2 separate regions of the Homo sapiens genome follow, and region 1 is linked to region 2. A link is a contact called in ENCODE Hi-C or POLR2A ChIA-PET data. All regions are on one chromosome and are shown on one strand. The core of a region is the stretch at or near the end of the contact, and the rest is flanking DNA. Distances in the headings are between cores, read along the strand shown.

Region 1 (7,465 bases), core at 4,690-7,189, 160 kb before region 2:
AGGGGTGGGAGGAAAAGAATTAATGAAATATGCAGAGGCATCTGCATTTTGCAAAATATGCTTCATCTTCTTATAATAAGGAAAAAAATAAAGGAGTAGTGCTGATGTTTGCAGGTGTGTAAGAGGAGGGAGACAAAGTTGAAGGAGGTCACACCTAATGGCCACAATTTTCTGTAGAAGATAAGCTTACCAGCCAGCCATTTATACTTCTATTACTGTATTCATTCAAGATACGCTGAGAATTTCTCATGAGTTACACTGATTGTTGCAAAGTAAACTGTTGACCCTTGGAGACTTTTCCAGTCTAGTGGGGTGCCAAGGTACCTACACATAAAAAGCGGCCAAAAATAGAAGGCAGAACATGACCATTGCCAAGTAAGTCCAGCAGGCAGTAAATACTACTGGAATTTGATGGAGAGGAAGATTGGGGCTTTGAAAAACTGGTAGGCTTCAGATAAGCAGAAAGGAAGATGAGCTTGGGACAGACAACAAAAGTCAATGTAAGGAGAGGTGGCACTTTCTAGCTAAAATGCTCTCAGAATAATCTGAAAACAATAGTGAAACATGAGACTAGAATATTCTAAGATGACTAAAAGCTTTAGAGGTATTTGGAAGAGATGTACATCAGGGTGGAGAGTGCTATGAAATCAATCTGAGCAGAAAAGGACACTTAGAAATGTCATTATTTAGATTTTTTTGATCCCCTGACACTGAGTCACTTCAAAGGAAGTGGCCAGTCTCTGGAGAGTGATTGACAACACAGGATATGGTCACTTTTGGTTTGGGGTGTCTTTCACCGTGTCAGGAAGTCTGGAAAAGGATGATCATGTACTACATTCTTGGTTCTCATCAAACGCAGCCATCCTGACTGAGGAAATTCCAAAGTGGAGCTGGATTTTGTACGACTGAGCAATCTATCTTCATGCAAACAGACCTTGTACACTTACACATCCTGCTGTCATGCCATCATCACCAACATAGCTACAGATGCAAGGGGATATGATAGGACAGGACATAATAGCAGACACATTAGAATGCTACTGAGGAGCCAAGGCTCCTTGAATGTAATGATCAGGTTATTTGTCTATGAATTGGTTGTTTTTTGCTCTTTTTCTGTTGAAGGAATTTTTTATGACTATTTCCACTTTCAAAGTCAGGGTTGTAAATAATAAACAATAGATGAGGACACATCTGAGCAAACAACACACTCTCTCCCTGTGTCAAGCCTTAGGCTAAGCATAAAGCGTTATAAGCTCTCAGGGTTGTCTGAGCCACATTTTAAGACCTGGGGAGATGTGCAGATGGGTGAGGAGTGCGACAACTGTTATGTCTGCTGAGACAGATATTGTTGAAGGAAGTGAATGAGTAGGTAGGAGAAAGGACTTGCATGCAGGGAGAATGATTAGTATTGTATTGGTGATACATCTGGGTAGAGGAGACAGGCAGTTTCCTTGTTTTCCATTATTATGTGGGTTTAATAATTTACTGTGTACAAAATAAAGGGGCAGTACCAGGGAAAATCTGCCTGTGCATGAGGCCTTTTAGAAGCTCCTTCTCTTGGAACAATTATTGACATTGGTTTTGAGTGCAAAATGCCTAAATTGTAATTCTAATCATAAGCACCGTTCACAACATCGGGGCATCAGGGTGTAAACCTCCTTGTGCATATGTGGAGAGCAAAGTTACTCTGAAAAGAAATGTAATTTTCCCATCCTCATAACTCATTTATTTTGATAGCTGCAAACGCACAAAAGAGAATAGGCACAGCCTTTGGTTGCAGGTGTTCTTCAGTGAGTGCAGATTGGCTTGATGGTGAAAAACCTGTAGACTTCCTCTCCAAATAGAAGCTGGGAAATCATCCAACACGTCCCACTTTCCTGAGAGGAAGCAAGATGTGGGGACAGGAAGGCTGTGTCAATAAAGCTTTGCAGCAAAGCCTTTTGCGATTGTTTTTGCATCATAAATATTCTGCAGCCAAGTTTATGAAATTTTGATTTTGAACAATTGTAATTTGCTGACATTCTTCAACGAAATTTAAAAGGAGCAGAGTTTGTGGTCCTTTCCCGTGAAATCCTCTGTAAAACAGCAGAGAAAGGAAACTTTAGGGAGGGAGCCACCCTTGTCAAACCAGGAGCGCTAATTAGGATATGGAAGACTGTACTTCCGCATCATGGCCTGCCCAGAAAGAGGAGGATGTGCACTTCTCAGGAGGGGTTTCCTGCTTGGGCCAGAAGCCTCGGTTTCTGGGATACTACTGACCTTGACTTCAGAAATAATCCATTTCATGATTTTAGAGTTAATTCCCCAAATTCCTCCGCAATACTTCCAGCAGACTCTAAGATAGCTCACCTTCACCTTCACCTGCTCCCTCAAACACACACTCTCCTTTCTGACAGTCAGCTATTTTGGGTGATGATTACTCAATCACATTAAACACAGTCCTTCCCTACTCAGTCAGCTCCTCCCCTTCTTCCTCTGATTGTAATGGCCCCAAACCTCCCCCACCTCCTCAATCCCCTCTAGCAGCATCAGCTTCTGGGTGACAGCAGTCAAAACGGAGCAAAGAGAAGTGTCCTGCCTCCCACTGTTGCTGCTACTTAACTCTGTGACCGAGCCTACAAAAGGAGATAAATCAGGTTTTAAAAACTGCTCTCTGGTATGGGTCTTGAAGCTGTAATGACAATACCTGAATCACTTTTAAAAAAAACCCTTAACCAATGTAGCTGGTATCTGTAGCAGATTGTATTTTAAGGATCATGAATTTATGCATCTCATTGCTTCGGAGGGGAAGCTTTGTGTCCTAGCATGGTTATGGGAAGGCAGCTGGATGGGGGACAGAGGGCAGTCCACTGTGCTAGGCAAAGCTGCTGAAGGAACATATCAAGTAGAAAAGTGAGAAGAGAGCTGAGGAAATTGTTCTGTTCAAGGCTTTCTCCTTGAGGGAGACTAGAACCTTGTAGAACTGCTACATATTTTGTGTTCTCCCAGTTCTTCATCTACTCAGCACCTTTCTAACGCACACTCACTATGTGCCATGCACAGTTTTAAGTGATGAGGATATAGGATAAAGTGATGTGAGATGAATAGAGTTTGGATTCCAGAACAGAGCTTGTATTCTCATCAACACATATTTATAGAGCCCATATGTCCATGTTTTTCAGGGATAGCCCTGGTTTACTCCTGCTATCTTGCATAATATAATTACAACTTCACCCTTTCACTCAAAAACATCTTGGTTTTGTCAAGAATTCATATGGTCATCCTAACTCTTATATGCCTGGAGTTCTGTGAGGCACTGGGCCTACAAGAAGAGCTGGTCTTCAGGCGACTCACAGTTCTGAAAGCAAAACAAGCCTAGGAACTAAATGAACACCATCAAGAAAAGCTAAGAAATAATACATATTCCTGAGAAAACTTGCTTAGATCTTGAACAAATAGTAGCAGTTGGCTGAAGGTTAAAGAGAAGAAAGTTGTGGGGTGAAAACAGATCACAATTAATCACTATATTGTTTCTAACTGGAGTAGGCAAAAGAAACAACACATGCCCAAACTAAAGAACCATGAAAGAAAATGATCTCTGTGAGGTGGTGTACACAGTGCAAGTCTCAAAGACTTGAGTATTACAAGAAACCAAGTTTGCTAGAAGGAAAGTACATAGTTAGTAGAAATAGATTTTAATATATACTTTTAAATATCTTTTTTCATTATTTTACACCCTGGACCTCATCTCTCCCACACCTACACACACACACACACACACACACACACACACACACAGTTACACAGCTGAATGGGGCATATATGTACATGTGTATATGTATAGATGTCTCATATATGTCTTCTATTCTTCAGCTGTATGATAATCTATGGTAAGGGGTGTTCTATATAAGAGAAGCCAGAGAGTACAATTTTTTCCTAAATGTTTTTCAAAATTTCTCCCTTTATTTTATTTTTCCTTTGCCTTTTATCTTTCTTTTTACTTCCATTCTGTGATAGAATGCTGGTTTCTTCTCTTCTTAGAAATAGCTAAACCACAGTAAGCAGCCCCTCGATGAAAGAGGGAGGCTTTTTGTTGCTTTCTGGACAGTGGGATGTGAAGGAATTGATGTGCACCATTTCCAGGCTTGTACACTAAACCTTTCCCTATCATCAGTCATGTGCTGCTGGTTGGATATTGACTTGTAGTTCTTGGTATGAAGGGAGAAATCAGACTTACTGTGTCAAGCCATTGAAATGTAAGGGATGTTTGTTACAGCAACTAATGTTAATCATTTTAAATAATACACTTTCTCTTCCTCCTCACTTTTTCCTATGAAGTTCAGTAAAAGCCTGAAAAGATGAATGAATTATTCTAGCTGTTCTCCTGTACATCTTTTCTAACTTTGGAACCAGCTAGGTAGATGAAGAAGACTTCAATTTTTGTTTGGATTTATTTTTTAATTTTTAATTTCATTTGTGGTCTATTAAAGGATTAAAAACTTATCTCCTCAGAAGTGGGCCTGGGCAACTCCTCAGCTTATTTGATTATTCTATCATGCCCAATCTTCCTCCAATGTTTATTGGAGAAACAAAACACATTATGTAAAGATATCAACTTGGACTCCTTCCATATTATTCAATTTTTATGAACAAATGGAAAGAACAGTGAGTTGGGATTTGCTTCCTGGCCTCTCTCTCTGTCTGGCTGCAGTTTTAGGGGCCCTCTACACCACTCCAGTTTGGCTCAAGGTGACTGCTCAGGCTCACTGCCCTCCCTAACCCCTGTTATTTTCTTCACCTTCCACTCAATTACATGTGCCTTGATACGATTTGGCTATGTCCTCACCCCAAATCTCTCTTGAACTGTAGTCCCCATAATTGTGGAGGGACCTGGTGGGAGATAACTGAATCATGGGGTTGGTTACCTCCATGCTGTTCTTGTGATAGTGAGTGAGTTCTTACAGGATCTGCAGGTTTTATAAGGGGCTTCCCCACTCCCCCACCCCCTCAACCCCCCTACTTTTGCTCTGCACTTCTCCTTGCTGCCACCATGTTAAGAAGGACATGTTTGCTTCCTCTTCTGCCATGATTGTAAGTTTCTTGAGGCCTCCCCATGCTAAACTGTGAGTCAATTAAACCTCTTTCTTTTATAAATTACTGAGTCTCGGGTATGTCTTTATTAGCAGCATGAGAACAGACTAATACATGCCCATACTAAAGGCTTCTCTGCTTTGAGGAAGAAGTCAGAATACATTCATTTATTAAACAAACTTTGACCCTCAGGAACCATAAAATTCTAGGGATCCAGAGATAAATAAAACACAGCCTTTTCCCTTAAAGAGCTTGAAATCTGGTGATAAAGAGAAACATGTCAGCAGAGAATCACAATAACTATGGTGGAAATACGAACACCTAGTAAGAGAGAGGACATGACTAACTTATCCAAAGTTATCGGGAGAGGCTTTACAGATAAGTTGACACTTTAGCTAGGCTTCACAGAAGAAGGCTTTGTCAGGTGGAGTAGAAAAATAAAGGCATATGGGCATATGCAACTGTAGGTGTAAAGAAAACAGTTAAGAATAAGCATGCCACAGAATGATAACTATGAGGAATTAATTATTAGAGCATTAAGTTTGTACACATTGAAGAAATGTGTGGGTCTAGATTGAGAAGACCTTGGGAAGCAGCTTAAAGGACTCAGGCTTTATTTGAGGGGCAGGTCTTTACACAGTGCAGCTGTCATGATAAACACATGATTTTGTTTATAGTGTTAATGGTTGACACCATTTTATCATTTAAACAGTGTGTGTCTAGGGCTATCCAGGGTCTCTTTGAAGCTTTCTTAGCTATGATTTCATGTTTGGTGAGTCAGAGGGAGCAAGCAGGATCAGGAAGTACCAAACAATAGGACTGGGAATAACCGTTCTCAGAGGTTGAAGGCAGCGGATAAGGTCAGAGGGTGGAGTCTCCCTCGTCTTCCTTCACTGGTCAGGCAGAGCCCAACTCAGGTCCAACCTTGCTCTTCTATGCAAGAGCAACAGAATTGCTGGGTCTCAGACACAGGGACACCATTTGCTCTCCTTAATACCATCTTCTAAACCTGTATTGATTTCAATGCTATATACATGGTGGATATTCAACATGTGTTTATTGTTGACAACTGTACTGACCTTCCTCAACATCCTTATAAGAGGAATAAAGACAACATGTCATCACGACAATTAGGATACCACCAACTAAAAGATACTATCGTATACAAGGTGCTTCTTATATTGTATATGGAGACAATAAATTGTGTTATTTCTCTAAAAAGTGCACATATATATATATATATACACATATATATACACACATATACAATATATATACATATATACACATATATATGTATATATATGTGCACTTTTTAGAGAAACAACAAAATTTATTGTCAAATAATGTACTTTGTTTTATAAATTTTGAAAATATATAATAATAGACCTAGAATAGTAGAACTGGAAGGAAGCTGATACTTCATCTAACCTCTTATTTTAACAATGATGAAATTAAGGCCCAGAAATACTTTGCCAGCCACTAAATCTCTAATAGGATTTTAATCCAAATGAAGCTAATTCAGAAAAACTTTTATCTATTTCCAATAAAATCTCAGATTCTTATAACCCCACAGCTTTGATTTTGCATCTAAAATATTGTCAACAAGGATTCTTCTTGGTTTATTACAATTTTCCTCAGTTAAGTTTTTCTACAAGACTGTGTCTACATGAAGGTAAGACCTTCCACCCTTCTGAATGGTGCATGGCACATGGTATGTGTTTAAAAATTCTTGTTGAGTAATATTTAGCCATGCTTGCTCATGCTTATACAAAATTTAAATACTTCTATTACATAAACATTAGATATTTTCTTGGAGCATATTATTGAAGGAAGAAACAAAATCATGCCTATCATATCACTATCAAATATCACTTTAAAAACAATCCTTTAGCATTTTCTGAAACATAATGCCAAGTGGATGATTCAGATAGAAACTTCCGGTTCATGTTGATTCTTTTAGGCTTTGTCATGCCTTCGTGATGGCTGGTGATTGCAGGAAACATTATTTTGATCAGAGAAAGCTGCATATGGGTTTGCCTTCCATCCTGAAGGTTCAGATCCTTTGATGCTGAACCTGAGACGGAAACAGTCTTCTTAAACAAACTTGGTCCTTGGGTCTTCTATGGAATGAAAGAATCGTATCTCTGAAGTCAGTCTAAAATCTCTGAGCCAGTGAGTCTCAAATAGTGAAGAATGCACACTATCAAATGGGATAATATGTAATTTTTAAAAATTATAGTAAATACAATAGAAAGCCTATTTATTGTTTTCTGCAATACAATCAATAGAAAAACAAGCTCAAGAGAATCTTTGCTGGTTGAGAGAAGCAAAAGATCGGCTAGAGATGGGGGTGGTGGAGCGTGTGCGACAATATGTGATCCATTAATGCCTA
Region 2 (7,371 bases), core at 4,868-7,367:
GGTTAAGAATAAATTGTTTTTAGAGAAGATTATCTTTGTTCTAAAATGAGCCAGACATTCATTGAGAAGCCTATTAAATAACAGCTTTAGTCAAAAGAGTAAAATAAAGCAAATACCCACCTGCTCTTTGAGAACATAATAAAGTGACCATAAGATTATATATGGATGCTGCAGAATATTAACCAGTTAGTGTATAATGCAAATTGGAGGGCACTTTATTAGCTAAAATTTTTCCCCAAATATGTAAAATATTGGGTTCACTATTGTAATAGCTCTTTCTGGGTGGAGAAGTTCTAGTTATATATTGTAGAAGTTTTAATTACACATTGTTCTAATTACATATTATAGATTCTAATACAGGAAACAGATTTACCCCTGTTAATTATGCAGGGACAACTGGAAAGGAAAAGGTCACCTATACTGAGCAAATGACTGGAAGTGTGAGGTTTCTAGGCTCAAAATTATGAGTGAACTAAGATTTATTTTTGGCCAAAATGAAAAAGCCAACCTCTACCACCTGGTCTTTGGATGGGAACTTTGAGCCTGATAAGACATCAGCAAGTGCTGAAATTCCAAACTTGCAATAAAAAGTGTTCAATAGCATACTTTGGTTTAGGTGGGTATTGAATTTTTAAATGTGCCTGTAGTAAGCTGGTACCAGGAGATGCAACATTTAGGAAACACCATTGCCTGACTGCATATGGGGACCCGGAAATCTCTGGGATCACAAAGCATTAAAAGTGTGTTGGCGATGCAATCTAGAAGCCATCCTTAATCTCACCCCCACACCTTATCCAGGTCTAATCAACACACCTACAGAACATGTCCCCATGGCTTCACACTTTCCAAGTCCCCTCTGAATCTCACCTGAACCATTCTCATAGCTTCTAACTGCTCACCCTGTTTCGAATCTTGCCAGCTACAATCTATTCTCCATACAAACACATCTTTTGAAGTTACTAATCACACCATGCCACTCCCCCTACTTGCCAGGCTCCAGTGATTTCCCTTCACAGGAATATTAAAATCTACATCTCCACCAGACTCTCCGGGACCATCCCTGCTTTTCCCTCACTTTCACTTCCGCTCCTGTGCTCCAGCCAAATGGATTGCTTTCCGCTCCTTCAGACCTCACCTCAAATGCCCTGCCCTCGGAAAGTCCCGCCCTGACTACCCCTCACTGTTCATCAAATCACTGAAATTTAGCTCTCAGATAACACTTAACATTTTCCTCCTTATTTTTTTGCTGTTTGTCTATTGGTCATCCTGTTGATTTGTTGGGTTATTGACTGCTTCTTCCAACTAAAATGCAAGCTCTATGAAATCAGGGCATCCTTTTTATCCCTAATGCCTGGAACAAGGTCTGGTATTTAGTGAGTGGACAAATATTAGTGGAATTTACAAGTGAGAATTCCTCAGGGATTGACAGACATTGCTTCAAAAGAGAAGTGGCATAACATACCCCCAATTTTGAGAAAGTTGGGAAATCATAATCATTATAGTTGAAACCTCAAAATAAATATCCCCTTATTTTGTACTCCAATCTGATGAAGTGGGACATACTAGTTCATCATGTTGTACCAAAATTATTTTTAATTATTTAAAGTTATAACTTATTTTATTTTTACTTGATAGGTAGGTAGACCTGATCATATCAAAGTTCTTTCAGTTTAGCATTCAAAGTTCTATTGTTGCAAAGAAAAGGAAAGCTTTTACACTGTTGGTGGGAGTGTAAATTAGCTCAACCATTGTGGAAGACATTGTGTCATATAATTACATTTTTAGCACAGTGTTAACTAACTGGTATAAGATTGATTTTATTTACTTGCCCAATTGCATTTAAATCGGTTAAAATTCATCCAACTAATTCAATAGTATAACTGTGGCCAAGTCTGAATATAAAACATTTGAAGCAATCATTACAATGTATTTCAGAAAGAAAATCTAAACAGCAAGGATTCAGCTAATCCAGCAACATACTTCAATGAAACAAAACTCTTCAGTCTAACCATAGATTTATTCAACTGTGCTCTTTGTTTTTATTGTATTATGTATATTCCTAGGAATATTATTCTCTGGGGGCAGTTTCGATTTCAACCATGGAAAAGATTTTCTCTGGAAAAGATTAATTCCTAATTCCTCTAGGCTGGACAATACGTTCCTAGTAGATTTCAGTGATAGATGGATGCACTTTCAGCCTCTGTAGAGAAACAATTCTAGCTGGTTAAAGGCCCCAAGCCTTCTGGAAATTTAAACATACCCACGTGCATTTCTTCTTTTTCCCTAGAGCAGACCATCAGATTGATGTAACTCTGGGTGGTGATGAGTGAGAAAACACAAGGCCAGCCCAAGGAAGCAGTCGCTTCCTTTATCTTTCCTGATAACAGTTGCTTCTCCTCTTCATCACTGAGTGTGTCTCAATGCATACACAAACTGCAGCCACTTCCCTAGGTATGTGCCTCTGTCTCTTTAATTTGATGTGGAGCTTCATGAGGTCAAATATTGTTTCTTAATCATGTGTATCCCTAGCTCCTAGCCATACACATGGTACATTGCAAATGCCTGAACAAATATTTCTTGCAGTGAAAAAGCAGAATCAGTAGTGATCTCACAAGGCTGCTGGATGTCTGCTCTTCCTTGCAGCCGAAGGATCCTCTAGCGAAGACTCTCATTTCTTTTCCTCTTTTTTCTGTTCTTGGACTCCGTGGAGGAGTTTGAGAGTTCTAACACCCACTTTAGGATTACTAATATTAAAAAGCCATATGGGGAGTATTGGAGGTGGTGGAAGCCCACTTGTTAAAAAGGGCCTCATCTTAAATAAATAATTAAAGAGAAATAATTATTTAGAAAAAAAAATAATGACTCAACCAAGACGACAGGTTTGTCTCTTGAATGAGTAGGCATTTGGTTGAGATAAACAAACATTGCCACTGGCAATAGATCCTGCTTCCTGTTGCTAGGCAGAGATCATGCTGGCTTTACTTAGATGGTGGTGTAAGTTTCCCAGCTGCTTCAAGTGCTTATTCAAGAGAAACTGAAAAATAAAAAATAAAAATGGAACAGGGGACAATGGGGAACTGGGCTCCCCCTAACCTGCTGAATAGGTCTGGTGTGGTTGTTCTCTGACAATTTTGGGAAAACTCTCCTGAAGAAACTGAGTTAGCTATCACCGGAAACAAAATGAGATCAGATAAGACAGAGAATGAGGGCCATTGTTTCTCCAAGAGAGAAAAGCACTTCATTACATTATGATTAGACTATTAAGACAAGATTCACCTGGTAGGACTAGTAGGTGAACAAAAGTGGTAAAGAATGGCCAGGGCCATGGGAAGGGCAACCTCATGGCAAAATTGGGCAACTCTTCCGAGAATAATGAAAGAAAATATTTGAAGCCACTTGAGAGACCCTAAGCTTGGATGGAAAACAGCATGGATTTGGAATCGGACACACCTATCTTTAGGACCCCAGTTCTATCCGGCTGAGAAATTCTTTAACTATTCAGAGAAAGAATAACTCATTTTTTAACTGCTAAGGGCAAGTTCCTTAATCTCTTTGAGCCTTAGTTTTCTCATCTCTAAAATGAGCATAATCACTTGAAAGTTATCAACTCTCTTCCCAGAAAAAAGCATATATCCAAAAAAACTTTTTTTTTTTTTTTTTTTTGAGACGGAGTCTTGCTCTGTGGCCCAGGCTGGAGTGCAGTGGCGAGATCTCGGCTCACTGCAAGCTCCGCCTCCCGGGTTCACGCCATTCTCCTGCCTCAGCCTCCGGAGTAACTGGGACTACAGGCGCCTGCCACCACGCCCGGCTAATTTTTTTGTATTTTTAGTAGAGACGGAGTTTTACCGGGTTATCCAGGATGGTCTAGATCTCCTGACCTCGTGATCCGCCCGCCTCGGCTTCCCAAAGTGCTGGGATTACAGGCGTGAACCACCGCGCCCGGCCGCATGCACTTTTAAGGAGTTCACAGATGTTCTGCAGCCCAATCCGCCTCTTGAGAATAAAAACATTACCTTACATTTTTTTTTATGCTGAGTTAAATTTTCTACTTCACAGAACTTTTCTAAAAATAGATGATTCATTATAAAATATATAATGAATATAGAAAAGACTATAAATACTTTTATTTATCAGTAAGAATTCTCTTTTAACAAGGATCACTGTGATTCACCAGCATACTTATTATTATTATAATGCTTAACTATAGCTTAACACTTCGCAAAATGTGGCCCCAATTTTTTTTTGTCAAAATTATGTTGGTTGCATGCTTAAGAATCAAGAATTCTGCCTCCAGAAATTCTGATCCAGAAGGTTTGAAGTGTGTCCAGGAATCTACATTTTTAACATAATAAAACCACTTTAGTTCCTAAATAAAGCTTAAGAATAGACAAAATTTGGATTCTAGCCCATCTGCTTTTACTATTAGAGGTAGTATCTATCTGTTTGGCTTTCTGCATTTTACATTCGACTTATTTAAAGTAAAAGGATCAACCTGTACTTTGTGTTCCACCATTTTGACTAACTATTTTGAAAGATTCCATTCAATGTCAGAGTAATGTACATCATAGTTATATGTGGAACAGGGAAATCAGCTAAGTCCAATGTTCTCAAGGGAGCTAGCAGTCAAAATATGTCCTGATGTTCATACACCAGGGGTCAGTTATTAGCTAAGGGCTCTCAGCAGTGCCCAGGGCACAGCAAGAAGTGAAAGCAAACAAAGGTAAAAGCAATGAAGACCATAGACAAAATCTATGGTTTACAAAAGCCATACAAAGGATTGTAAAAGACTGGCAGTACAGGACCATTTGGTATGGAGCAAATAGCCACAAATAGCTTAATTATTCCCAAGACCATTATGTTTTAGGCAGAGGAAAATAGTCGACGTCCATGATGATTATTTTATTTATTTAAAAATTTGGAAATATGCATCAAATAGTTTGTTTAAGAAGGAAATGAAGTGCATAATATATTTTAGAAAACTTCCTATCCAAAATTCAGAAGATTTTTTAATTCAACTCTCAAGAAAAATGTTACCTTCTGAAATTATTTGTCTTTGAAATATGAAAGTATATGTTGTCCCTTATCATAAAGATCTCACAAAAGATACAAAGCTATTAAACAGTCTGGTCACAAACCCTAGCCAGACTCAGACTGCAGCAGAAAAGATATTAAAAACTACTGAGTGCTATGAGAGTTTTCTGACAGCTGAGGGCAAACCTAGAAGGGATTAATTTTCATCCTGTATAAAAAACTAGATTTCATTTTCAAAGAAATTTTCAAATTTCCCTTTAAAAGATAATATAATAATAGCACATCATGAAGACATTTCATAGTAATTGATAAATAGAAAAACTTTCTTCCCAAATGTTAGAGGATTGCCTAAAGCATCAAATAGAAGTAAACAGAACTTCAAGGGGAAAGCGTCCCATGAGGGGGATTAAAAACCCCTCCCTTTAAGGTTCTGATTAGCTATAATTGCTCAGTAACCACCTGCAGTTAATGACAAACTCTGGCTAAGCATAGGGCAGGTTCAAGGAGAGTAGCCTCAGAGTCATTTCAGACACTTGGTGGATTCTTTCCAAGAGTAACAACATAAACCCCAGGGATAAACACTTGATAATTTTTCTAAAGAAAGTGACACCAAAGATGCCAGTAGGGTTATATATAATTAGTGTGCCATTAAAGAGATTTGAGTAAGACCTACCCAGGAGATTTTCTTTTTGCTCACTAGATGCTGCTTGTCTGAACAGGTTTCGGCCTATTTTTGCCTCTTTTTCTTTCACAAAAGCCAAGGACAATAGAGAGATAATGGGACACATTTAGGAAAATGAAAACAGGAATTTAATATGCATCCCCTCACACTCCAGGTAATCCTTGAGTATTGGTGCTGTTCCCAAATGCAATGGGAAGAATGATGATGAGTAGTAATTCCTGCTGCTGCTGGATGATTAAAAGTTTAAATACGGCACATAAAAAATAAATATAAGGTACCAGAAAAAGATTATTCTGTACTTGGATTGAATTACTTCCTTTTGGCATATGAACTGTGTTTTCTTGTGAAATTCATTTCGGTTTAAGCAGTGAGCTGCGGCTGCCAGCTAGCCCTCCACTAGTGGGATGTGCTGAAAAGAACACAAAGGCATTAATAAGTTTGTTTTTCAGGTCATGGAGCCTAGTGCCTGCTGTGATGCCTCTATGTTTGTGTTCTTCCACAAGCCATTTAAATATATTATTTAAACACCTAACCTATGAGACTAGAGATCTGAGAAGATTTGGGGAGAAACAAATTGAAAGCCTCAGCAAACTAAATAAAACCCAAAAGGGAAATATAGCCAGTATGGGGTAAGAGGAAGGCAAAGTCAATAAATATAAAAGGGAAACAAAGAATTTTGCCAGTAACCACCCCTAACAAGTTCAGAAGTTGGTTGAAAGATTTTCACTGCTAAGTATAATTCCACAAAGGGCGTACAATGATCTTGGAATTATCTCTGTTCCAGGTAGAGATGCCAAGGTCTCTGCTTTTTTGCAGGCATCCAGGGGCGGAACTTACACGCAATAAAACCACTGTTTGCACCTTCCAGTGCCCAAAATCCTTATCATTTTCTTCTTTGACCGTGAAGACAATATGAGCAGGCCCCAGACATGAGACATGGTGCATGCCTGCAAATGAAATGTCTGGGGCTAGGGAATACAGTCCACTTTCCAAGTCTGTGACGCCTTCCTACTTTTGCATCAGAGCCTTCTGGGTTTCAGGAGAGGCTCCTTTTAGAATCCAGACTCTGACCATGTCACAGAGAAGTTGACTGGTGAATACTCATCTTGTTTTATGCAAATGATCTTACTTCTGACCTAACATGTTAGTCTGAAAACTTGCCCACTCTAATGAACTCAGAAAGGATGAGGAACAGGAAAGCTGCCCTTGATTCATGACTCTAGCTCCAGCTGTACTTATGATAATGGATCCGGGCTGGGCGCCCTTGGGAAAATGTGTATTTGGGGGAGGATGATGCCTGGACAGTATATTGAGATTTCCTGTGCTGCCATGAGCAATTTGTGACTTAATGACTGTATTTATAGGTACATTACAGGTCCTTTATCATTTCAGAAATCAATGAAGTAATTTCCATAGGAAGTTGGAGTGATTTGTGGCTGTATCAGCTGCCTCTATTTATTTTATCATAAAGAGAAAAAGAATTCATCCATTAGGGAGAACTGAAAATGGAATAATTTGTCGGAAGGAAATCTGGCTTCAAGAAGATTGAATGAAAAGTCGTATAAAGAAAGACACTACTTAAAAGAAAAAGATATAGTGTTTCTAGTGGTAAAACCTCTTACAAATTATTAGGACATCTTTTATTTTTCTACCGTGAC

Evidence for each region. Hi-C counts contacts between places; a loop is a spot of excess contacts on that map. ChIA-PET counts read pairs that join two places held with the same protein, here RNA polymerase II (POLR2A). Pooled maps may share reads with other maps.
Region 1: a map of heart right ventricle shows a loop between it and region 2 (2.5-fold over the local background). The contact joins two enhancer-like sites. A Hi-C loop is called at or near these places in 12 of 168 maps with a recorded cell type or tissue (Right ventricle myocardium inferior, cardiac septum, heart left ventricle and 1 more) and 7 of 50 pooled maps. POLR2A ChIA-PET finds 5 or more read pairs at or near these places in 1 of 52 experiments (activated CD4-positive, alpha-beta T cell).

Annotation. Positions count from the first base shown.
Region 1 is chr5:58,240,022-58,247,486 of GRCh38, reverse strand. No RefSeq gene overlaps it. Among named protein-coding and RNA genes, the nearest start is that of LINC02101, 120 kb to the right of the region's middle. Within about 2 kb of position 5,939, at least 6 of the 41 ENCODE cell types and tissues checked have a DNase peak (open chromatin) inside an H3K27ac peak, as active enhancers do.
Region 2 is chr5:58,076,356-58,083,726 of GRCh38, reverse strand. No RefSeq gene overlaps it. Among named protein-coding and RNA genes, the nearest start is that of LINC02101, 42 kb to the left of the region's middle. Within about 2 kb of position 6,117, at least 2 of the 41 ENCODE cell types and tissues checked have a DNase peak (open chromatin) inside an H3K27ac peak, as active enhancers do.